2 separate regions of the Homo sapiens genome follow, and region 1 is linked to region 2. Evidence: chromatin loops called from intact Hi-C (ENCODE). Cell type or tissue: B cell. All regions are shown on one strand.

Evidence for each region. Peaks named below come from ENCODE experiments on the same cell type or tissue, not always from the same donor. Only the 100,000 strongest peaks of a DNase experiment are listed, where the experiment ranks them.
Region 1: it touches region 2 in a loop (20-fold over the local background); 35 of 110 quality-filtered maps call a loop at or near these places.

Annotation. Positions count from the first base shown.
Region 1 is chr7:129,824,569-129,827,068 of GRCh38, forward strand. No RefSeq gene overlaps it. Among named protein-coding and RNA genes, the nearest start is that of MIR183, 51 kb to the left of the region's middle. RefSeq lists silencers at 639-688, 759-838, 1,139-1,488 and an enhancer at 1,809-1,858. In B cell, CTCF peaks have their summits at 1,340 (motif pointing left) and 1,542; DNase peaks (open chromatin) are centred at 513 and 1,183; H3K4me3 peaks cover 1,635 bases.
Region 2 is chr7:129,366,478-129,368,977 of GRCh38, forward strand. The region is part of intron 1 of AHCYL2 (adenosylhomocysteinase like 2); the gene reads left to right. LOC107986847 (a long non-coding RNA gene) reads right to left here. Exons shown (of 3, transcript XR_007060518.1): 3 at 1,547-2,417. Among named protein-coding and RNA genes, the nearest start is that of STRIP2, 67 kb to the right of the region's middle. In B cell, CTCF peaks have their summits at 1,278 (motif pointing right) and 1,478; DNase peaks (open chromatin) are centred at 1,304 and 2,254; H3K4me3 peaks cover 1,236 bases; H3K27ac peaks cover 991 bases.

The sequences.
Region 1 (2,500 bases), 460 kb after region 2:
TTGGGATTACAGGCGTGAGCCACTGTGCCCGGCCTATTTTTCTATCTCACATAAAACTAGTTAAGAGATAAGCAGTATGGGGAAAATACAGTGGTTCCAAAAAACCACAGACTATTAGGTATCTATTGCTGCATAATGGATTACACCCAAAACTTAGAACCTTAAAGCAGCAAACCCGCATTCCCATCTATTTCCCAGTTTCCAAGGGTCAGGAGCCCGGGAAGCTGCTCTCAGGCTGCTGCGGCTCAGGATCGCTGATGAGGCCTGCCGCAGCCATTCTCAGCTGCACCGGGTCCGGGCATCCACAGCCGGCTCACGCGCTGGTGGTCGCCAAGCCTCAGCTCTTGCTGGCTGTTGGTTCAGGGCTTCGGTTCCCAGCCAGGTGGGGCTCTCCAAAGGAGAGGGCAGCTCAAAACAACCCGCTGGCTTCCCCCAGAGCAAGTGATAGGAGACAGGAAGAGGGAGCTAGAGAGAGCCCTGAAGGTGGACGTCGCAGTCTTCACTCAATCAATCTCCGCAGGGAACGCCCTGCAGGCCCAGGTATCCTTCCGGTCCCTTCCTCCTGCCCCTGTGCTCCAGATCCCCCAGGCTCCAGCCCTGCAGCCCGAGCCCCACCCACTATCCTCGCCTCCCGCCCTGCCGCTCGGCCCTCCCGCTTCAGGTCTCTGTCTCTCCCTTTCTCCCTTCCCCTCTCTCTGTATCCTTTACTTTGTGCCTCTGATGCCTGACCTGGCCCCAAGCCAGCACCCCACCATCCCACCCTCTTCCCACCCTGCCCCCCGGCCACGTGCCCCCGGGCCAGCCAGAACGCTGACCCCTCCCCCTGAGTCCACTCCCCGCTCCCCGCTCCCCGCACAGCCCGGGCCACGCCCTACCCGGGTGCCCTCCCTTTACCCAGCTCCTTCCCATCCAGCCGGGTCCTGATCCAGCCCCCTGCTCCAGGATGCCCCCTCCTAGCGGTGTGTGAGGCTTTCATGACCCTTCTTCCTCCTTTCCCGACAGATCAGCGGGGGAGGTGGGCTGAGCCGCCCCTCTCGTCGTCACCCCTGCCTTGGCCGCCCAGCCGTGCTGGGAGAGTTTGGTGGCCGTGGCTGGCACTGCGGCAGTGCCCATGTCAGCTCTGGCGCCTCTACCGAACTCCCTGTTTTGGGGGCTCTTTCCCTACCAGGGTCACGTCGATGAGGAATCTACGTCCCTCCCAGCCCGGTTCCCACCTCTCAGGTGGGGCAGATGCCAGAGGCCTCCCGGGTCCACGCCCGCGGGCCACTTGGACCGCCCTGCCCCGGCCAACCCCGCCCCACCCAGACTCCCGCCCGCGAGCGGGTGCCGAAGCACGAAGCACGTACGCCCCCTGGTGGCCGTGGCGGGGACTGCCGCGCGGACTCCGCAGCCCCGCCCCACCCCGCCCGCCCAGCCCAATCCCACCCGCTCCGCCCTGCTCGCCCCTGCCTGCTCACCTACTGGGCTGCGCTGTCCACGCCTGGAGCCCGGGCAGCTTCAGTTCCGCGGAGGACAGGTGTAACCCACAGAGTGATTCCTTTACCGGGGCCTGCTAGGCTCCGGCCCACGAGGCAGGACTGGCGGCGTTCTCACGTCCTGGAAGTCAAGGCCCCAAGGGGACCGAGGCGCTGCCCAGGCTCCCCTGACTGCCAGCTCCGGCCTGGCCACCCAGTCCGCCCCCAGGGACCGGACTGGGTGCGCCGTCCACCCTTCCAGTACCTGGAACATTCTCCGCGGATTGGGAGGTTCTGGGTTCTGCCCTAGATTCCCAAGCAAAGTTGCTCCTTTGCTCTTGTCACTTGCCAGCTTCGTGGTTTTTGTTTTTTGTTTTTGAGACGGAGTCTCGCTTTGTCGCCCAGCCTGGAGTGCTGTGGCGCAATCTCGGCTCACTGCAACCTCTACCTCCCCAGGTTCAGGCGATTCTCCTGACTCAGCCTAGCTGGGATTACAGATGTGTGCAACCATGCCCGCATAATTTTTGTATTTTTAGTAGAGACGAGGTTTCACCATGTTGGCCAGGCTGGTCTCGAACTCCTGACCTCAAGTGATCCACCTGTCTCGGCCTCCCGAAGTGCTGGGATTATAGGCGTGAGCCACCGCGCCAGGCCTGCTTCTCTAAAGATCCCTGCAGCACGGAGAGGCTGCTAGGGCCCGTGCTTCTGAATAGGTAGCCAGCTGTGGCTATTGATTATCACATTTTTCGTGGTATATAATTTTAATTAATTTTTAATTTTAAAACAAGTGTAAATTGTTCTGCAAAACAACTTTGTTTTGTAGGACTATGCGGCACTTTAAATATTGAAAGTGTAGCGTCCAAATTGAGATGTGCTTTGTGAAATACCCCCTGGATTTCAGAGTTAGCACAAAAATAACGAATCGAAACTATCTCATTCCTTTACTGTGAATTACATGCTGAAATTTTTGTTTGTTTTTTGAAACAGAGTCTCACTCTATTGCCCAGGCTGGAGTGCAGTGGCGTCATCTCGGCTCACTGCAATTT
Region 2 (2,500 bases):
TAGAAAGTATTTTGCCAAGGTTGGCCAGGCGTGCTGGCTCATGCCTGTAGTCCCAGCACTTTGGGAGGCTGAGGCAGGTGGATCACCTGAGGTCAGGAGTTTGAGACCAGCCTCAACATGGCGAAACCCTGTCTACTAAAAATACAAAGTTAGCCGGGCGTGGTGGTGCATGCCTGTAATCCCAGCTACTCGGGAGGCTGAGGCAGGAGAATTGCTTGAACCTGGGAGGCAGAGGTTGCGGTGAGCCGAGATCACGCCATTGCACTCCAGCCTGGGCAACAAGAGCAAAACTCTGTCTCAAAAAAAAAAAAAAAAGTTTATAGAAAGTTTATTTTGCCAAGATTGAGGATGTGCACTCATGACACAGCCTCAGGAGGTCCTGATGACATGTGCCCAAGGTGGTCAGAACACAGTTTGGTTTTATACATTTTAAGGGGACATGAGACATCAATCAACATATGTATGATGAACACTGGTTCAGTTTGGAAAGGCGAGACATCTGGAAGCAGGGAGGGGGCTTCCAGGTCATGGGTAGATAAGAGACAAATGGTTGCATTCTTTTGAGTTTTTGATTGGCCTCTTCAAAGTAGGCAATCAGATGTGCATTTATCTCAGTGAGCAGAGGGGTGATTTTGAATAGAATCGGAGGCAGGTTTGCCCTAAGCAGTTCCAGCTTGACTTTTCCCTTTGGCTTAGTGATTTTGGGGGCCCAAGATGTTTTCCTTTCACAGAGCCTATAATCATAATTATAATATTGTCACTGTTAGCTGTAGAGAAACTATCCTCTTCAATGGGAATTAACACTGTAAAGAGTCCTGGTCCTTAAAGGGACCAAAGCAGGCATATCTTGTTAGGCTTCCTTTGTGCCTGAAACCTGTGGTACTCTTATTGGATAATATACTCTAGGAATGAACTAAGCAGGTGAGATAGGCTAGCTTACCTTTTTTCTAGTTATGTCTTATTTCCAAAATTCTGAAGTGTGCAGCAAGGAGGGAGTTGGTATGGAGAGATAAAGCAGAAACAACTTCGGAGGTCCTTTAAGGTGATAGTGTACAGGGCTACTGCACTGGCATCCTGTTTCTTCCTGAAACCAGATCTGTGTGTAAAATCCAGCATTGGTTAGGGACTTTGAGGCAGCACTAGTCTTGGTTGGAAACCCTGGCTGTCCTCTAAACCTACACTGTGGTGGCTTCTGACTAGCCTCAGTGAAGTCACTTTGCAATCAGCACCTGTGTGTCTGTAGCTGCGGGCCCTGAGGCCTTCGTGTATGTAGCACAGGGAGCCAGCAGAGGGAGCTGTCGTCCCAGAACTTTCTTAGAGCTGCTAAGAAATTCTGATTTTGAAAAAGATCTTCCTAGGCTCCATCCGAACCTCCCATGCAATAAGACTCTAACTTGAGATATGCGAGAGTTTGGTGCCAGACCCCTGGTGTGAGCAGATGGGGAGCTTCTGCATAGCTGTTTAAACTTGAAAGCCCTAGGAGCTCTTGATTTCAAGGAAACGCCTGTTTACTGATCCAAATCAAGCAACTCTTGAGAAATGGGAGTGCCTTCCTGACCTCAGTCTTTATTGATCTTGGTATCCGCACCTCCAGTGACGTGTCCTGAAGGGTGGGAGAGAATTCACAAGTGCCTCACACACAGGGAAAGAAGGAAGTCCAACTATTGCTGCAGAAAGTCCCCACTGGGGAGGTGCGGGTAGAGTGTTTGGGTAGCATTAAAACAGTGAGTGCCCTGTGAGAAGCACAGTGCCTGGGTGCAGCACTTTGCATCAGCTCTGATTTTGAAATCAGACACAGAAGGCTTTGAAGCCGGCCAGTAAGGGGTTGTCAGGCAGTTGACTAATGCTCTTGATTTGAATCGGAGGCTGCTGTGAAAAGGGATGCAGCTTCTGCTAGCCACTGTGAACTTCTGAATCTCACTAGGGTTGGGTCTGCTTTGGGGCACTCAGATAACCCCAGTATTTCCAAACCAGCTTTCCCTTTTGCTTCAGGACATATCTTACCCAAGCCTGCACTATGGAGAAGTGGGACGGTAATGAGGGCACCTCAGCTTTTCACATGCCTGAGTGGATGGTGAGTTCACTGGTCGTTTTGTTTCTCCTTCTGTTTCTTGATAATGAGAGGCAACCATTTCTGACGGGTGACAAGGATCACCTCTGAGAAGCTCCTACCAAGATCCGTGGTTGGAAAAACAGTTATTACTCTACGTTCTGATTAGTTCCTAGGTACTAGGTCACCACTGTTTCTTAATTATCCACGAAGCTGGGAAAGGTGTGAGAGTTGCCTGGCCAGGGCTTGTTGCCTGGTCATCTCTGGTGGGCAGGGGCTTTCCTCCGGCTGCTGGTGTGATGTATGGGTTGTGTTTCCTGTGACTGTTTTGCACTTCTGTTTTCAACCTGATGCTTCATTTGTTTCTCTGGGGGTAAAGAAAAAGAACAATGAGGAGAAAAAACAAAAACAGAACTTACAGAAATGGTGCTCTCTGAAGTCTGCAAAGAT